2 separate regions of the Mus musculus genome follow, and region 2 is linked to region 1. The links are chromatin loops, found by intact Hi-C in ENCODE. Cell type or tissue: heart. All regions are shown on one strand. Links, peaks and the distances in the headings refer to the core of each region. The heading gives the core; the rest is flanking DNA.

Region 1 (10,224 bases), core at 978-8,977:
GAGGCGAGCCAGTGTGTAAAGGGAAATGCCTTCTTTAGCTCACACTTTGAGGATTCTCATGTATGATCAACTGGTCAAATTTCTTTGGTGCCTGAGTCAGGGGAGTACATCACTAAAATGTGGAAGAGCAAAACCATTCACATCATGACTTGGAAAAAAAATCACTTTTGGCACAGGTGGGTACCAAGCTTTTAATATATACAACAGATCCAAACCATAGCAGAAACAAAACCAAAAACTTTCACTGTTGAGGCCGGCCGGCTCTCATGTATGGGTTTGAGCCTGGAAGGCATCTTGAAACTGAAAGAGAGGAAAACTAGGTGACGAGAGAAAGATGGAACCAAGACAACTAGTCTGATCAAGGTTCAACTTTAATGTCGGGGAACACGCTTTATAAAGAAGAGGGGAGGCCCATTCCCAGTCATGCAAATTCACAATCATGCAAAGTTCCTTTGGAGCTGTAAGATCAGCCTTTTAGTAGGAACTCAGGAAGAGCACAGTTTAGTGCTAACTCTGGAAGATCTTGGCGAGCTGGTTCAGCCTCAGGCAGGTGGGAGGTAGTGGCACATCAAAGGAGAGGATTGAGCAGCAGCACAGCAAGTGGCTCTGCCTCAGTGGCAATGGTCACAGCCAGCCCCAGGCTGGAAGGAGGTAACATTTCACAATCTGCTCCCTTAGAGATAAACTTTCTCCACCCTTAGAATGTAATTTTTTTTTAAAATGAGTTCAGACAAATCCAGAGAAACTACTCAAACAACTCGGAATAGAAATGTAGAAATGAGAGGAGGAGGAGGAGGATTTTTATAGTATTAAGGACTGAATCTAGGACATTATGCATGCCTGTTGTACAATGGGACTTCTTGGGGAGAGACAACTCATGTCCTCTCACCCCAGATAGCAATTTTACTACAGACCAAAGCCCATTTACCACCAAAATCCAACCTGGTGAATCAATGAGTTTTATTGGGGTTAATTACAGGAGCAGAAATGATTCAGAGCTGCATCTCCTAGTCCACCCAGGATGGGTGACTGCTCACAAAAGCCAGCAGCTTAGAGTACGCTGCACAGCCTGCTCAATAGGTTGTCAATAGAGTATCCTTTCCAAAGGACTGTGGGCTAATCCTCTTCTAGGCAGCTCAGCTGGTGTCTGCTTCTTCACAGGACTTCTTTGCAGCTTTTCCCAGAGTCTTCCTTGCTGCTGGGATTGTCTGAGAGTCTTCTTGGCAGTTCAGCTTTCTTCCACCTGAGGAGACTCTCAGCTTTTGTAGATTACTCTGACAGGAAGGGGCCTAATGAATCTAGTCAGTTTCAGGGGCTGCCTGAAGATCTGCTGAGGCTGTTTACCTTCCTGCGGGATGGGATGTTCCAACCTCCAAGGGAAACTGTTACTTGACAGGAAAATACTCTACTAATGAACTATATCATCAGATTATTAATATTTGTACAGGCAACCAAACTTTGGGGTGGCTTGTTCTGCAGCATAAGGAGCCGAGCCCCCAGCTATTAGACGCTATAGGAACAACAATCACAAACACCACTACCACCACCACTGCAAGAGATTATACCTGGAAAGCTCGGAGAACCGAATTCACCTGATCTTAAATGCCCGAGTCTTTGCATTCTAGAGTGTTCTGGAAGTGAGCACAGGTACTTACTAGTTATCCAAGGATCATTAAAAACGTTTAAGAAAGGGCTGGAGAGATGGCTCAGCAGTTAAGAGCACTGACTGCTCTTCTGAAGGTCCTGAGTTCAAACCCCAGTGCCCACATGGTGGCTCACAAGCATCAGTAATGAAGTCTGAAGGAAATTTCAAATCACTTAAAATGTGGGACAGGGGTCCCTTTGCTGTGCAATGCTTTTTTCAGTTGAGCCAGCTTCCTATAGTCACATGACTCTTGGCTAGCTTTATCCCTTTTATCTTGTCTTGGATTTGTAGAATATTGGCTCTGATGAAGTTCAGATCAACTGTCAAGAGTAAGTGTAGAATCTAATCTGCTTGCACGAGAGAAAACCACCAATAACATCCACTTATTTGGACTGAAAACCTGTTTTCTTCTGGGAGGAAGGTTTACAATTATGCCTTTGTCTGCGGAATCTTCTGAGTATTCCCTTGTAGGAGGGAGATGGTCATAGAAAACTTGGCAGAGCTCTTACCTAGCAGAATTTGAGATTTTAAACAGATGTGTTCACACCCACTGAAGTATTTCTGACCTAAGTCAGAGACCAGAAAAGATGACATAGTTTTGATTTCTCTCCACTCTTGAAATGGATATGGGAAACTTGACCTTGTACGCCTATGTTAACATAGGAAACACCCTGACTTTGTCAAATCTTAAAACATACATCATAAGACCCTGAAGAGCATCACTGTTTTTAGTAAAAGTATTCATAGATACTTTCAGGAGACCCAAAGTACACAAAACACAGAACTCAGGGACTCTTTGAGTAAAACTAGCTTCAACTTAATTCTGCTATATCTACTGCTTGGCTTTCTGAGGTTATAGGTGCCAGAAAATCTAGAGGGTAATTTATGCTACATATTTAGGTACACGGGCTTGTTTTAAAAGTCTCACGACTAGCCGGGCATGGTGACGCACGCCTTTAATCCCAGCACTTGGAAGGCAGAGGCAGGCGGATTTGTGAGTTCGAGGCCAGCCTGGTCTACAAAGTGAGTTCCAGGACAGCCAGGGCCATACAGAGAAACCCTGTCTCAAAAAACAAAAACAAAAACAAACAAACAAACAAAAAGTCTCATGACTGATGTCACAATTCCTTGTACTGAAAACTCACGGCACCTAATGCAAAGGGACAACTGATTAGTTTGCTAATGTCATCAGACTTCAGGGATGTTTTGCTTATTGAGACGCTCCTATGATATCCCTCTACCGTGACACCTCTACAGAAAGTCTGACCAAGAGAAATTACCCTGTGTGTGATTGAATTTTCAAGGGCTTTGTTTGTCTTGTTCACCGATGTGGCTCCCATGTCTCTGACATTGTCTTGTATAGTTAAATGACACTCTAGACAGCTGGCTTTCATGTTAAAGGCTGGTCATATGAGCTTATCTAAAGGGCATGCCATCTGACTTTCTTGGGAGTGTTATTTATTGTCTTATCTACACATCAGTTTTAAGTACTCTCAGTTCTCTAAGGAATTGAAAATACACTCCTCCAAAGAATTTTCAAAATCTTCGACATATTGCCTATTAACCACTGAAGAGAAACATTCTCCGTGTTTGTTTATCATGGAACAGTTTGGAGAATACCTCTCCCTACTTCCATGGTTTTAGCTTTGGGTCAAGTGAGATTGTGTTTGAGAGTCCATATTCTCCCCCCATGGAAATAACACGCAGAGCTCCATGCAGTGTGTAAAGGAGTCTTACCATTACATCCCGCTTCTGGTTCAAGAACTTAAATTACTGAGCTGGGAGAGCAAAACAGCAGTCAAACAGAACTGAGCAACTTCTAAAAGTCCTGCTACGAAAGAAAACAGGTTGTGCTACATCTATATATTCTACACGGACGCATAGAGGCAATAGTCCAATCTTGATAAGATCATCTTTCTAGGAAGTCGGTGTGGCTTTCCGACAAGAACATGGCGTACATACTAGGTGATATTGTAGAATTCTAGTTTCTCCAAATCGATAAGGCTGATCCCGGCTATGTTGAAGTCACTAGTTTAAGAAACGCAACCTAGAGCGTCTAGGGAAGGATGGGAAAGCGATTCTTGTGAATTGTTGTTAAATTTTGGTTGCTTGTATTTAGGTGCTCACTGAAAAACTGTTTCCTTTTAGGTGGAGTGAGGCCAACCTGTTCACAGTCCTAAAGCCAAGACACCAGAATGGGTCTTTGTTTTCAGATGACACTTTGTTTCCAGGGGCCTTTTGACAGAAAGCAATTTTTGAATGGAACCACCTCCACCCTAAGTCCTGGGAGAAACAGTCAGTACAGAAACACCCAGCTTTCATGACCAAAGGCTTCTCCCTTCTCCCAGAGAGGCACCATTTGGGTGGAGATGACTAAGTGGAGCTGACCAAGGGTTCATAGCACTAGACGGTTTCTAGAGGCAGTTGAGGGTGTGGGGGTGGAGGTGGGGTGGGGTGCCAGGACTCTCTGAGCCTCTGGTCCACATACACCAAAGCTTTCCTCTCCCCACCCCCACTCCCGCACTCCTGAAAGGAGAAACAGCCTTCTGAATGTGCCAAGGCTTCCTCCTTTCCAAGTCAGCCCTGGGGCGGAAATCTGCGGGCTACACATTTAGGCATCTCCCCGAGAAGGGAGAAGGGAGAAGCCTTTGGTCATGAAGGCTGGGTGTTTCTGTACTGACTCTGTTTCTCCCAGGACCTAGGGTGAAGGTGGTTCCATTCAAAAATAAAATTTCTTGCTTTCTGTCAAAAGATGGCACGAGGCAGAGAGCCGGGGTTGGAGGTGGAGGACTTAGGCGAAGCCTGCGGTGGCCGTGATGCTGGCGCCCGCCCGCGGCAGAGGCCGGCAGCTGCGGCGATAACAGCGATAACGGCGCTGGGCTGCGGACGCAGGGACCCCGCGCGCGCGCGCGTGCGTGAAGGAGGCGCGCGCCCGCCCGCTCGGCGTGCGTGCGGCTGCGGGGAGTCCGTGTTCGCGCGCAGAGAGCGAGCGCGGGCCGCACCGTTGCGGGTACCACGGGCGCACGGGAGGTGAGTGCGGGGCGGGCGGGCGGGAGGCCGAGGCGGGGAGACGGTTGGGCGGCTGCCGAGCGCCCCTCTCTCTCGCGGCGCAGCCTTCTAGGTTCGTGGGTCGGGGCTTCGAGGCCCCGGGCGCCGCTCGCTCCTCCGTGGAGCGGGGCGCCGCGAGCTGCCACGCCCTGGGCTCTGGCCTCCGCGCCTGGTCTCGGGGCTGGGTCTCGAGGCTCCGGACGAGAGACTCGAGAATCTGGGCCACTTGGAGGGGCGTCCAGTGCTCTTGGCGAGCCGGGCCACCGCGGCCTCACGGATCCATCCTGCCCTGCCTTGAGCTATGTAAGCCTCGGGGGCCGAGGTAGTGGTGGCCTGGTTGTCACCGCGACCAAGGAGAAGTGGAGAATACTGTCCGCACGCCACGCCGATGGACCTGCTGCAGGCCCGGAGGGAGGAACGCACATTCTAGGCGGGAAAGGGCCTGTGGTCCCTAGGGTAGGAGAGTGCTTCCTGGGGGAGAGGTGGCGAGGAGGAAGGGAATGGGAGATTTGGAAAGAGGAGACTCCTAAAGATTAAGGCTACATTATTAATAAAAGGTCTGAGTGGAATGTACAAAGCATTGTAAAGGAACTCTTAGATGGAGGGAGCCTTACTTTTTCAGGCTGTAAAGGATGCGGCCAGCTGCAGCACGGAGAGCTAGCTGTGTTTGTGACTGCAGGACTAAAAGGTGCAGGACTAAAAGGCAGGCATTGATTTTTGACTTAAGTAGACCCCCCTCCCACAAACCCCGTTCCCAGCCTTTAGGAGAAGCAGCTTGCTTTGTTAGGAAACGCTACTGCCAAGTAAGGAATTGCCCAACGGTTTGTTTTTGGAGGGAGGTAGGACGATTTGCAGTCTTCACCCAGATGAAATCTGTGTTTTACCTTTGGGTGTCTAAGGCAGACGCAGGGAGTTTGAGCTCTCTGAAGTGTTGACACCTCATAACTCTAGGAAGGGGCCTTCCTTTTACTGAGAGAAAAGTGTGGCATTTTCTCTCTTTCACGTTGGAAGATTTGATTGAAATGAATGGCCACCAGGGAGCTGCAGCATTAAAAACTATTACATTATCGAAATTGTTCTTGGTTGTCGAATGGGACGAGAAGAGAGAAGAAGAAAGCATCCAGGCCTATCCAGAAAGGAAGAGCCAGCTGATGCTGATGCAGTTTGTCAGGGAGAGACCATTGATTTTAGCTGTGGTAGCATTATGATATAGTACTTAAAAAATATTTTCTAAAGCAAAATTTATGTGTTCTCTCTTCATGTATGCATGTGTACCAGAGGCATGCCTAGGGCCTGGTAAGGTCAGAAGTGGGGAGGGGGGCGGCACTGCACCCCCCAGAACTGAAGTTATGAATGGGAATAGACCCTCCACATGAGGGCCAGGAGCTGAACTCTAGTCTGCAAGAGCAACAAGTGTGCTTAACCACATGTCATCTCTCCAGCCTCGAGATAAATATTTCCTTAAATTCAGTTCTTTGCAGCAGATCTATTTTAACTAAAGCAGAGAATCAATCGCGCACGCGCTCTCTCTCTCTCTCTCATGTATTTATCTAGTGATATAATCTCATCTGAAATTCTGTAAGTGGATTTATCATGTTTTTAATTTGATCTTAGTTTTGCATTATATTAGCTGAAACTGCCCAATATGGTACCATATCTGGGTTTTGGGTATCACTGATATAAGCTACAAGCTTTAGTCTATTCTTATGTGTTTCTTTCCCCAGAAGGTTTGAAAAAGTGCAAGATTTAAGCTCTACTAAGCCATTTTGGATAATATATTTCCCCCCTAAAGTTGAATTTTTTTTATTAAGCACTGTGGTGCTTCAGGAAAACTTGATAACAGATTCTATTCAACCTTGAGTTTAGAGTAAATTCTTTATCTCTAATAAAATGCTTCTCTAGATGCCCAGCTTTCCCCTGAGGGGAGGGGCTCTTCTCTGTCCTGGTAAAGCTAGAATGGCACTTCAGAAATGCCCTTTTCCTATTTACACCTATACTCCGTCCATACAGTTTGCCGTGTGATAGGGACCTGCTCTGTGGTAAAGAGCCACATGGTACCATCCCACAGGTAAAGTGGACTGGAGGTCGGCGGGTGCCTGTAAGTGAGCCTGTCCACTGGGTGCTTCAGAGGTGTGGCTCAGCAGGGTATGGGCAGACATCTCCTTAGGGACAATGGAAAAGGGTTTCATTTTTAATAAAAGTTGCATAAGCATTGATTTGCTTTTAAAAAAAAAGCAAGATTCTTGCCTTATTCTGGATTAGAGGAAAGGGGAGAGACCAACTTGGTCTATTCTTCTTGAGCTAGTTGTTAGCCTAGGAACTCTCTCAGTTGTATGTCTCCTTTGCATCCTGAGGGGAACAAAAGACAAGATAAAGTGTAGTGGTTTGAATATGCTTGGCCCAGGGAGTGGCACTATTAGGAGGTGTGGCCTTGTTGGAGGGAGTGTGTCACTGTAGGGATGGGCTTTGAGACCTTCCTCCAAGAAGCCAGTCTTCTCCTGTTTGTCTTTGAAACAAGATGTACAACTCTCAGCTCCTCCAGTGTCTGCCTGGACGCTGCCATGCTTCCTGCCTTGCTGATAATGGACTGAACCTCTGAACCTGTAAGCCAGCTCCCGTTTAAGAGTTCTCCCTTACAAGAGTTGCCTTGGTCATGGTGTCTCGTCACAGCAATGGAAACGGTAATTAAGACATATAAGTTAGAATAACAACATAGAATATCATTGCCTTTAAAAGCATCTCATCAGCCTGCGGCCACCTGTTCCGCCATGACAGGAGAGCTTCAAACAGTGGTTTTGGCTACTGGTTTAGTTACAGACTCTGGTTTTGAAATTCAGTTATCCAGTTTCTTCTTATTGTGTGTGTGTGTGTAAGTGTGCATGTTGTGTGGAGATGGGTATCTTTATTCCTTGCTTGCTCGTCACCTTCTTTTTTAATTTAAATTAAAGATTTATTATTTTGTGTGTGTGTGTATGAATGAAAGTTAGAGGACAGCTTGCAGGAGTCAGTCTTCCTGTGCACCATGCGGCTTCAGTGGATTGAAATCAGGCCTTCATAGCTGGTTGGTGGCAAGCACCTTTACCCAGTGGTCTATCCCACTAGTCCTTACCTTATTTACTTGAGACAGGATTTCACTGAATTTCAAGCACATTGGTTTTGTTAGGCTGATTGGCCAGCAAGCCCCAGAGTTCCTCGTGTGTCTGCTGGACCCAGATTTTTGCATGGGTGAATGGTCTTCATGCCTGCACAGCAAGTGCTTTAGCAACTGAGCCATCTTCCCAGCCCCCCTCCTGCCCCACCTCCAGAAGACATTATGATAGTATTAAGATAATATTAAGTAGTCCTTTATCTTAGTGTAAGCTGTGTAATTTTCACCTTTGTTAGACATCAACACAGTCAGAGAGTACAAGCTTATTCCCTCCCTACCCTGCACACTGACTGCTGCTGGTTTGGAGGCGTTTGAACTGGCAACCTTTCCAATTTTCTCTTCCTGGGTTTCAATCATGAAACTCAGGTTAAACTTAAAGAGTCACGAGTCTTCAGCCTTGCACTGTGGAGTGCAGCAGTTTGCAGGATGCGTTTGTCTTCCACACTGCGTGCTGTCTTAGCCTCTGACACAAGCTGCCATATGAGATGTGTGAATGAATGAGTGAATGAAAGATTTACAGGTGACTACGGGACAGACAATTAGTGATTTCGCCTGATGAAGGAGATAGATGAGAGGTCCTGATGTAGGGCAAAGATGAGCATGTTAGCTAGAGCAACTCTCCTGCTCCCTTCTGGTGGACGAAGCTTTACTTGGCTTTCAGAGGCCTTTTGCCTGATTGGCGAGCTCTTTGTTCCCTTCCCAGTCTCCCTGCTTTGGCACCCTGCTCTCAGCCTGTCACTGAATGTGAGGGTGCACTCTTTCTTTGTCCATCCCCCCTCCCCCATCCAGGAATCTGGAGACAATCACCTTGCTTGGGGAAGATGGGCACACATTTGATATTGAAAAGGTTCAGGTTCTAGGTCCACCTATTCGTGGCTTCTCAGGTCTTCAAAATCTGGTTGAAGGAATGCACATTTTATAGTGTTACAGCAAAATGTTACTGTATAAATTGCCACAGCTACAGACTTTTCTGCAAAGCCTTACAAAAGAGAGAGAAAGAAAAAGAAAAAGAAAATAAAGCCCCCCCCCCCGCAACCGCACAACAAAGTATTAAGATGGATGGAGTGAAGGTAGGCAGAAGTTCCTTTCTGCTTCTTAGCCCAAGGTCCCTACACACCCCAAACCCCAAGTCTAGAATAAAGCCCTATCTTCAGAATGCTGTAACTACAAGAAAACTATCTTGGTAAACAGTATACGAAGCTTGTAAAGTTTTTTCTTTAAAAGCCCACTCATCAGCTCCCCAGCGCACGGAGGCAGCAGGCTTCCATTACCATCAGGCTTGGTGTCTTCTCTTCTCCCTCATGTTTTGGAGCACAGCTGATTGTGGTGCTACTGCAGCCAGCTGGGACTGAGGGGAGGAGCTGGGAAAAGGCCGTGGAGTATTTAAACTTCCTACTTACTGAGCATGTGCAGCAGTCTCCGGCAGAGGCAGTGGTGCTCAGCGCAAGCTTTTCCTTAAAGCCCATGAATAGCTCAGGGTCATCATTAAAAAGCAAGCAGTTGGGGCTGGAGAGATGGCTCACGAGGACGTGTACTGCTCTTGTAGAGGATGTGTGTTCCCAGCGTCCACATCAGGTGGCCCATGACTACCTGTAACTCCAGTTCCAGGGAATCTAGTGCCCTGGACACGTGCTGGTACCTGCACTCGTGCGCACATGAATGCACACATACATATAATTCACAATAGTTATTTTTCAGAAATTGAGCAACTAGAACTTTGTATGAACAGGAAGCCTAGGTATGACGGATCAGCCACTTTGAAGCTGGCTAGCTGCTGTCCTTAGATGTGTAATTTCCATTTTGTTCATGTGTTTAAGCACCTAGCTCTCAGCATAGAAGGCGATTTTTGTGTTCTCTTGGGTTTCTCTGGACCTTGTGTGGAGGAACTCCGCAAAAAGTGGGCTGAGTCAGGTGGGATTCCTAGTGTCTGCTGCTTCCTCATGCCCACAGATCTTGTGTCTGTGTCCCTAATGGTGGGAAAGTGACGTTGGGTGGGAAGGCTGTTGGAAATGTCTGGGGAGGAATCTGGAAAACATGGGCGTGACGTGCATGGAAGAGAGTGGCGCCTGTGTCCAGGTTTTCCTTTGACATTTCTGGTTCAACTCTGACGGCTTTTCATCCCTGAGGAAAAATAATGGTGAGGCCACACTTGAGGAAAGCGTGAAGAACCCAGGCCAGAAGATAAGAAAAGTTACAAGACTGTCACAGTGTAGCAGTTAGATTCCCTTTGGACAGGAGAGGACCTCAAGCCCCAGAGCTGCACTAACAGCTCGAGTCCCTAAGTTACGGGGACTCCAGTCTAGGTCAGACCACAGCTAGTGAACAACTTCAGCACCAATAAGTTATTGAAAATGGGACTTCACACCATTAAGAAATCTAATAA
Region 2 (10,224 bases), core at 886-8,885, 56 kb before region 1:
GTTGTTGAGACTTTGGGGCTCCATTGAGCCATTGAAAAAGCAAACAAGGCCATAAAGGATTTCTCTTTTGTGATTTGTACAACCATGGGAAATAGTAAGTATGTCCTATCTTGCTCTCTGTGAATTTATGGTATGTTCTAAGGCAGCATGAGGTAAACTTAGAATTCCTAAAAATAACTTAGTAACAACCTTTGACTCCTACATTTTTGCATTTCTTTTCAAATTTACTATGCTACCTACATTTTTTCCCATCATGCCTAATTTAGTGTGTGTGTGTGTGTGTGTGTGTGTGAATGCATGGTTAGGGATAATATTTTGGACTACATTAATATATTGGAATTGATGCCTCCTTTTCTTTTGAAAAAAGTGATTAACTAAAATGCATATAGTTTAAGAATTTGAGAGTGAAGAAAAGCAGCTATATAAGACTTTGACTAGACCTAAATAAAATATTAATTAATTGGGTGGGGGAGAACCCTCATAGAGGCAGGGGAAGGGGGGATGAAATAGGGAGTTTCTGGGAGAGACCTGGAAAGGAGAAACCATTTGAAATGTAAATAAAGAAAATATCCAATTAAAAAAATATTAGCTAATTGAAAATGTATTTTTGAGTTTCTTTCCTGGTGGAATAATGTTGGTCTGGGGCCTTCAACTGTTTCTCCTAGAAACTGAGTCTGAAAAAGTCTTACAGTGTCTACAACAGCTGCTGATCTTCTAAAAACAAGCATATTAGAGAGACTATATACATCTGGAATTCAAAATACTTCTAAGTGATACCTGAAGTGATCATAAGAGTGTTACCTAAGATGGTCATGCTGATTTCATTACATGCTTTAAGGAGAGTAGGCCTAAATCTCTGTTTACAAGAACTGGACAATTTCAGGCAAGTGCAGGCCTCAGGAGCTGCCCTGCCACCTGGCCTGAGGCAAGGACAATGGGTCAGCAGCAGTTTCCAGACCCCCTCAGATACTTCCTCAACAACAGTTTCCAGACTTCCCCAGCAAGTTCCCATCCTCCACACCCCGGTAATGGAATGTCCATAAAGATGGATTCAACAGATTAAGATAGAGGTCCCCTACCCCAGAATTCCCTAATGTGCTTTAAATCAGGCATGCGAGCTCATTTTGGGGTCTCTCTATTTTGGTAATGGAAGACCCCAGCATGCTGGACTTCTGCAGAATAAAACATTCTTTGCGTTTACATACTAATTGAGTTTAGGGTATCATTCTTTGGGAATCAAGGACCCTTAGATATCAAGATAAAAGCAAGGTGTGGTTCAAGATCTCGGTAAATTGAGTCACTATTTACATTTGTAACAACAAAATACCCTATTGTAAGGTCAAGGAGAACAAAGGAAGATAAGGAAATGACTTCAGGAAAGAACTGGGTTTTGGTTTTGGTTTTGTTTTGTTTTGTTTTGTTTTTCAGAAGAAAAACTAGTAAGGGGATTTTGATAAAAGAATCAGAGCCAGTCCTCTGCTTGCAGGCTGGGGCTTACAGAGAAGCAAATAGGGTGGGAAGGAAGATCAAAATGTTCCCATTTTGAGGCCATGATTGGTATCACTAGGGGTTGTTGGGTAATAGCTGCAGATATTGAGAAACTGAGTATCTGGCAATAGTCCCTAGTTATAAAGAATTGCTTGGCCCCAGCCTGACAGATCCAACCACTTGCAGAAATTCCTTGGTATGGTATCCAAAACAACCCACCCTGTTTCTAGTCAAACCACACACCACACACACACACACACACACACACACACACAATGCTGTAACTTTTTGGTAACTACCCACATTTGTGTGTACATATAAACTTTAAGACCCACCTGTCCAAGGACCAGGCAACTTCCTGAAATGCTGGGAATTGTAGTTCTTATAAAATAAACACATCTCATGGGAAAATATGATAGCCTATTGGTTTGTTCTTGGTGTCTCTAGGCCACTCAGCTGGGAATTCCAGGGAGTGAGTGGTCCTGACCAAAGCCCATCCTGGTCATATTTAATTAAAAACTTCACCCTCGTGGGGAGCTTGGGGTTCCTTACTGTTTCAGTAAAGCAGTCTCAGCCTGATGAGATTGAGTCTGTCTTGTATTTATTTCCAGGGTTAACTGGGGTGGGGTGGGGTGTGTGTGATAAAGAATTTCAGTTGATGATAAACATCTATTGTGATCCTTTACACTGGAGAGGGAAGGCAAGAATGTAGAAAATCAAGATGTTTTAGTTCTGGAAATCTAACTTTCTCTCTCTTTCTGTCGATCATCTCCATGTCATCTCTCCCTTTCTTCCCGCCCCTTCCCCTCTCCCCTCTCCCCTCTCCCCTTCCCTCTCCCCTCCCCTTGCCCCCTCCCCTCTCCTCCCCTCTCTCAATGATCATCGTTAACCCAAATGGAGAGACTTACAAACTAATGTGGCAGTGGCTAACATTCCCAACTGCTTTTCCTGTACATCGGTGGAGAAAGTGGCACAGTGGTTCTTGTAGCTCTTCCCTGCTGGACACGTGTGAAATTCTCATTGGCATTATCTTGGGCAATCTCTGATACTGAACATTTTGAAGGGGAAGGATGCCAAAGAAATGTCTTGCTTGGTGTCTTGGCTCAAAGAATTTAGCCTCTGCTATACAAAATGGATTAGGTAGTTCAAAGACCAAGCAAAAAGCCTTTAACTTAGGGGCCAGAAAAGCACACTATTTCAACAGTGGAGGTCAGCAAGAAGCCACAGGGCTGAGAGTAGTGGAGCTTCAGAGAATGGGTGAGTTCAGTAGTTGACTCTAAATGTATTTAGGAGACAGTTACAAGCCTCCATGGCTGTTTCCAGTTGAAGTGGAAACATAGAGAGACTCAGGGTCCCCACTCTCGTTGACATTGGAGGACAATCAAAGGGACCTGGGTAGATGAAATGAGATGTTCAATGGATTAGCTGAGTAAAGATCAATAATTGTGATGTCTGGCACGGTCGTGATCATGGTCTGATTTTTGTAGATCTTTTATAAAGCAAAAGAGACAGTTGAAGAATTATCAGGCATACACAAACACGATTTTGTTTACAGTTAGAAAATGTAAGGTGGTGAAAGAAAGATGAAATTTCAAGACCTGTAAGTCTTACATTTTGGGGGCTTGTCCTGGATTTGGGAGCGCCCAGAAACCTGAGAATACCCCTTGGAGGTACGTTTGTTTTTGTGAGTCTTGTATGTTGTCTGTTATGTAAGTGTCTATGTGTGGCACCGCTGAATTTGTGTCTTGGTTTTTCAGTTCTGAGATTGTGGGTTTGAGTCCCACCTGTGTTACCAGTTCTGGTATTCTGTATTCTGGCAGCTGCCACTGTGGGCTGTAAGGACCCTAGTGACTGTGGGAGGACGACGGTCTATGGCCCCACAGGCTGCACCCCTGGAAGACGTTCCAAGGGAGACCCTGGAGAGAGTGCCCAGGTTATGAAACAGTCAGGAGGACCTGGCTGTTGCCTGGCAGAATAAAGGAGAGAGAGTGTTCTCTCTGCCAGAGCGGGAGTAGAAGTGAAGTGGAAACCCACCCCATCAGGAAGGGAGTCAATGTGAAATCCGACCCCGTCAGGAAATAGCGTTTGGCTGGTTGTACAAGTCCAGGCGTGGACAAGTGTGCTTAGAGATACTGGTGTCTTCTTTTTCTCTGTTGCTATCTTGTTTTTGTTTGTGGTTTTTGTCATGAGACACAGACACTGTACGTCGGAGGTAAAGTGAAATCCCTCACTGTCTGTATGTCTGTATGTCTGTGTGTCTGTGTGTCTTGTTCACTTGTGTGTCCTCTATTAGACTACCTTCTGATTCTGTTTTGTTTTTGGTTTGTCTGGTTTCAGGTCTGGTTTTGGTCCCAAGAAGTTGACTGATTATCTTGGTTTGGTTTTAAGCCGGTCTCAGGTTCAGGGGGCCTTCCCATGGAGAGAGGTCCATTTGGGTTGGTCATAGTGACAGTGAGCTTCTCTGGAAATTGTGTGTAAGATGCCCTGTATTGGTCTTGCTTATGTTTGTCATTTCTGTGGTACTGAAAAAAAAAAAGAGGAGGAGACTGTGAGAGTAGCCGGCCAAGGGCCAAGAGGTTTCCCTGATTGCTTCTCATTCCCCTGTCCCTTGCATTCTGTCTCTTGTTAACAGAAAAACTGCTTTCACTTTAAGATAAAGTGCTGGTTGCAGCCAGCTGTGAGAGCTGCACTCCCTTCTCTGCTCTGAAATTCCCTCTTCTCAAAAGGCCCCGCCCTGAGCTGCTTAGAGTGAGTCTGTTTCAAGCTCCAGTGAGGGAGGCATCTGCCCACTTGGGGCTTCTGTCCAAGGTAAAGAGCACCTGTGAGTCTGTCAGGCTCTGATGGGGGTCTTGTCTCTGTGGGACTAGAAAGTGCCCCAACAATCTGACCAAGGTAACAGGAAGTTACAGAAGTTAAGAGAAGGACAGTATAAGTCTGTAAGAAAGTTAGCGTAAGTCGATAAGAAAGTGCAGAGGAGGAGAAAGGAAGAAAAGATAGAGGTCTGCAAAGAAGTGAGCTAAGAGCAAAGCTTCAGCAGACTCAGGAGAGATGAATGACAGTGGCAAATAGAGAGGTTAACAGTGAGGAGAAGTGGAAATAGAGATGAAGAAAATGAAAGAGGTCTGAGATGAGAGAGATACTCTAAATGAGAAATATTTAGAAGAGAAACCAGTAAAATGAGGCTGACAAAGACAGAGACCAGAGTCAGAATCAGAGATGTGCTGTGAGACAGAAAGATAAACCAGGATAGAGGCAAACTATGAGAGAAGATAAGTGACAGAATATAGATGTGATGATTAGATAATATCCAAAGAAAGCAAAGACAAGGAAGAAAACAAAAAGATATATATATATATATATATATATATATAGAAGATTATTATGAGATCTCCATTACAGTTAGGAAACAGGAGTAAAGAGAGGTAAATGACAATGACTAGGACCTACCAAAGTGGCACATGCTAGCACTTAGAAATGATCTGTAAGAAATAGGAAGCCAGAAAATTAAAAAAAAGATAAGAGAAATAAAATGCTGGTCACAAAAGTCAGGGAAACTAGAAAACCTAGTACCTGGCAACAACAACAAAAAGAAGAGGAGCCCCCCTCATGACCAAACCCTTCACCTGTTCGTGACTAAAAGTAAAGAGATAGCAAAAGGGGTGCTAACACAGAAGCTGAGTCCTTAGAAGAGACCAGTAGCCTACCTGTTGAAGCAGCTAGAAAAGAGACTGTGTTTCATATTCCTCCACCAACCAGTGCAAAACAAGTTAGAAAAGTTCCTGGGCACTGCGGGCTTTTGCAAATTGTGGATTCCAGGTTTTGCTAAATTAAAGAGATAAACAGCCCTTCGTATATAAAAAATAAAGAACACTCTTGGATGGCCTTGGATGCTATTAAGACTGCCCTAATGTTGTCCCCAACTTTGGGACTCCTAGATGTGACTGAGAACAACGGTTTTGCCAAAGAGGTTCTTACTCAGAGATTGAGACCCTGGAAAAGACCTGTGGTATACTTGTAAGAAATTAGACCTGGTGGCTGTAGGATGGCCTGCTTGTCTGCACATAGTGGCTTCTGGTCAAGGACGCAGATAAATTGACTCTGAGACAAAACTTGGCACATGCCCTAAAAAGTGTGGTTCAGCCCCCCTGACTGATGGCTGACTAACGCTTTTGAAAACATTATCCAACCATTCCCCTGACCGATGGACACATTATCAGAGCTTTTTGTTGACTGAACGAGTGACCTTCGCTCCCCCTGCTGTCCTCAATCTCACTGCTGCCTGAGACTTCACCTACTCATCACTGTGCTGACATTCTGGCAAAATAAACTCATACTCAAATGATCTGAAGGATCAGATCAGCCTTGGCCTGAGAGTTCGAGCTGGTACACGGATGGCAGTAGCCTTGAGGTTAAAGGCAAGCGGAAGGCGGGGACAGCAGTGCAGCAGTGGACAGAAAGCAAGTGATCTAGGCCAGCAGCCTCCCTGAAGGGACTTGAGCCCAGAAAGCTAAACTTGTGGCTTTGATACAAGCTCTATAAATGGTAAAAGAAAAGTCTACACTGACAGCAGGTATGCTTTTGCCACTGTACAGAGCAATATACAGACAAAGAGAGCTGTTGACATCTGCAGAGAAAGACCTAAGATGCTGTGGCTAAAAGAAATCAGATGGCAAATCTAACCGCCAAACAGGCATCCTAAAGAGCAATGATCCTGACAGTCTGAAGACTATCAAGTTATAGACAAATTAAGACTGGTAAAAGAAACCCTGTATAGAGTAGTAGAAACTGAAAAAAGAAAACTAGTCCTCTCATGAGAAGACAGACCTGACATCTACTGAGAAATAGACTTTACTGAGAAAAATCTGTGTATAAATACGTTCTGGTTTTTGTGAACGTTCTCAAGATAGATAGAAGCTTTTCCTTGTAAAAATGAGACTGCTCAGATAGTCATCAAGAAGATTATTAGAGAAAATGTTTCCAAGGTTCGGAGTGCCAAAAGCAATAGTGTCAGATAATGGCCCTGCCTTTGCTGCCCAGGTAAGTCAGGGTGTGGCCAAGTATTTAGAGGTCAAATGAAAATTGTATTGTGTGTACAGACCTCAGAACTCAGGACAGATAAAAATAATGAATAAAACTCTAAACAGACCTTGACAAAATTAATCCTAGAGACTGGCACAGACTTACTTGGTGCCCCTTCCCCTTGCCCTATTTAGAACTGAGAATACTCCCTCTTGATTCAGTTTTACTCTTTTTGAGATCCTTTATGGGGCTCCTATGCCCATCACTGTCTTAAATGATGTGTTTAAACCTATGTTGTTATAATAATGATCTGTATGCTAAGTTAAAAGGCTTGCAGGTGGTGCAGAAAGAAGTCTTGTCACAACTGGCTACAGTGAATGAGCCGGGTACCCCAAAGACATCTCACCAGTTCCAGCCAGAGATCTGATCTATGTACACCTGCGTCATGCTGAGACCCTCAAGCCTCACTAGAAGGGTCCCTGCCTAGTTCTGTTTACTAATCCGTCTTATTCTGTTTTTGTTCCCATGTTAAAGATAGAGTAAATGCAGTATTCTCCACATAGAGATATAGACTTCTAAAATTCTAAGATTAGAATTACTTAGTAGAAGAAGAGGGGAATGAAAGAAAGATGAAATTTCAAGATCTGTAAGTCATATAAAGTACTCAGAAACTGCTGGTTGTTTGTGAGCCTAGAGGCTGCCTGGGGCTGAGAAAAGAGAAAAACAAACCTGGGTATGCCTGGTAGTTAAAACATTCCTGGGAACATCTTGACCATAAGATAAAGGGGACTGTGAAGACATAGCAGGGCTATATTAACTGAGTCAACAACTCACAGAACTCTGACACTCTGCACGTACATGTAATCTTTCTGTTAATGTTTGAATAAGCCAATAGTGTGTTGCTGTGCTGAATTCCACACCCCTAAGCCCCTTACCCCATAAAAACCCCTAGCTTTCGAGCCTCGTGGCCGACATCCTTTATCTCCTGTGTGGGATGCATGTCGGTCCGGAGCTCCGTAATTAAACGTCCTCATGTAATTACAACAAGATGGGTCCTCATGTTTCTTTGGGTGCTCTCACACTCCTGAGACTAGAGTGGGGGTCCCCGAAAGAGGGTCTTACAGTGGTCCTTTAATCTGATTACATTGGAGATGCTGTGATTACTACACCTGGCATGTCAAGAGCCCACACTTAGGGTTTATTTAATGGAAAGGCCTTTAATATTCTCTCTCTCTCTCTCTCTCTCTCTCTCTCTCTCACACACACACATACACACACACACTCACCTCAATTACTTTAATCTTTGGTTATACTTTCCTGCTGGGTGTTTAAAGGCATGGGGGTAACCACAAACCACAGCTTAAAGTCACTTGGGGATCCAATCGTCTGGGAGGACTTGGGCCTGGAAGAGCCTCAGCTATAGATGTAGCATAGATGTACTATAGTGAATATTAAAATGCATTGAAATCATAGTGTATTTTGAAAAGGCAAAGATAGATAGAGACCGGCATTCTACTTTAGACTAAAAGAGTTTACATATAGACACCCTCATGATAGTTTCTAAAAGAACTATACTTGATTTTAATGTCAACTTTTCAAAAATTAGGGTCAACTGAGTAGATGCCTTACCGAAAGAATTGTCTTGATTGTCTTAAGTGAGAAGGCCTACCTTGGATATAGGCTGAGCCTTCTGGTAGCAGCCCAGGTTAAAAAAAAAAAAAAAAAAAGGAGGGGCGCTAAACAGGGGCTGGAGAGCTGGCTCAGCCATTGCTCTTGCACGGGTGCTTCAGTTTCCAGCACCTACATGATAGGGCACAACCATCCATAACTCCAGTTCCTGGGATCTGAGTCTCTCTTTTAACCTCCAGAGGCACCAGGCACATGCATATGCACAGGCAAAACACTCATATGCATTAAAAAGTATAAATAATTCTTATTAAAAATGTTTCTATAGTGAGCAAAATAGGAGATAAATTACTCACCCTGTGCTCTCTGCGCCTTTCTCTGGCCTCTAGGATGATTTACCCATTGCTCCTGCTGCAGGTAATTCCTGTCTACTGTCATAACCAACATGTCTAGCCTTTCATTGTGGACTATTGGACCAGTGGCTCTCCAGGAGCCTTCCAAATTTTTTGGGAGTGCTGAGTGACAACTGAGGTTGTCAGCTTCCTCAGTGAGAGGCACACACCGTAGGCAGACTTGGATTGCTAAGAACCAGACTCAAACACTAAGCAGCTACCCAGTTTTCAGCCACGCAGCTGTGAGACCACTATTGCTAGTATTTTAACATATGCTGATGTAATATATTATATATTCCTGATAGGTTCAGTTTCTTTGAGAGAATGTTGCCCAATACAATAAGGTAGGGGACCTGATTAAACAACCATAATAGAAGGGCTTAATACTGTCTTTGCCTGTGGTCCTAACACAATCAAGATTAGCATCATTTTTATCATTGACTTTTTAAAAATTCCAGTAAAAATTTAAATAACAGGATTTTGAAGGTTCAATACTTTTCTTTTGGGCCAAGGAAGTCACCTAAATTAGTGAAATATTTTGGTTGTGTTTACATTGTGTGTCAGAACACACGGCAGGAATGGAGTCCTGTGAGAATTCTGAGAGATTGTGAGATAACTCCAAGAAAACAAGACCAGAGTAGTATGACCTGAGCTTCTTTAAAACATGGACTCATCCTTGGAATGTGTTTCATGTTCCTCCCTGTTCTAGCAGATGGGCGTGAGCTTACTGCAGATTACTTCTTATTGCTTGCTGTTGTTAGTCAATTATTCCTCTATGGAAAAACATGGTTTTCGCCACATGTAGCTTGTCCTGTGACTGTGTACTGCTTGACCTAATAAGAACGTTACTCATGTGACTTTTCTAAAACCTCAGAGTATACATTGGTAAATGAGGGGAGGATTGGATGTCAACGATTATATGGATTTTATCATTGCTGTATTACATTGCTTAACTAGCAATTAGTTTTTAAGAGTACTACAGACTCTATGGATTTTCGGCTTTTATTTGCAGATTTTATTTGCAGATTACTACGTAAGGATAGGAAATCATTAGTCAGCTGGCAAGCTATGGGATTTTTTTCATATGAACTGACTTTGTGACAACAAAACTTACCCAACCTTCTCCCATTCCACTGGCAGATACTTATTTTATTGATGGTTCATCAAAGGATATAAGATGGTTTCGTGGGCCTGGAGAGATGGCTCAGCAAGTAAGAACACTGACTGCTCTTCCAGAGGTCCTGAGCTCAAATCCCAGCAGCCACATGTTGGCTCACAACCGTCTGCAATGAGATCTGATGCCCTCTTCTGGTGTGTCTGAAGACAGCTACAGTGTACTCAAATACATAAAATAAATAAATAAATCTTTAAAAAAACCATTTTTTTTCGTGATCTAGATATTCATCAATCTATTAGGACTTTTTTTCTCAGCCCAAAACAGCTGAAATATGCTGTTTTTATTTATCTATTATGATTAGTTCATACACCCTTAAATATTGTTTCTGTTACTGTTCTAGTTAACAGTGTGAACCGGAGAGACTAGGGACCAAATATCCAGTGGATTAAATTACCATGCTATAGCCATGTTAATACAGGCCATCAGACAATTTATATTCTGAGTATTTTTAGGGTTAGGCGAAGTCCCATGAGCAAAGTTCTTGAGTTCAAACTGTGTACAGTCTCAAGGTCACGTCCAGGG

Evidence for each region. Peaks named below come from ENCODE experiments on the same cell type or tissue, not always from the same donor. Only the 100,000 strongest peaks of a DNase experiment are listed, where the experiment ranks them.
Region 2: a loop joins it to region 1, with 2.4 times the contacts of the local background. A loop is called at or near these places in 3 of 42 quality-filtered maps.

The regions. Positions count from the first base shown.
Region 1 is chr3:69,593,253-69,603,476 of GRCm38, reverse strand. It overlaps B3galnt1 (UDP-GalNAc:betaGlcNAc beta 1,3-galactosaminyltransferase, polypeptide 1), which reads left to right and starts at 4,517. Exons shown (of 3, transcript NM_020026.4): 1 at 4,517-4,675. In heart, for the core only: a CTCF peak has its summit at 4,473; a DNase peak (open chromatin) is centred at 4,486; H3K4me3 peaks cover 1,826 bases; H3K27ac peaks cover 1,642 bases; H3K27me3 peaks cover 404 bases.
Region 2 is chr3:69,649,128-69,659,351 of GRCm38, reverse strand. No RefSeq gene overlaps it. Among named protein-coding and RNA genes, the nearest start is that of B3galnt1, 55 kb to the right of the region's middle. In heart, for the core only: no CTCF peak of the experiment used is centred there; DNase peaks (open chromatin) are centred at 3,471 and 4,171.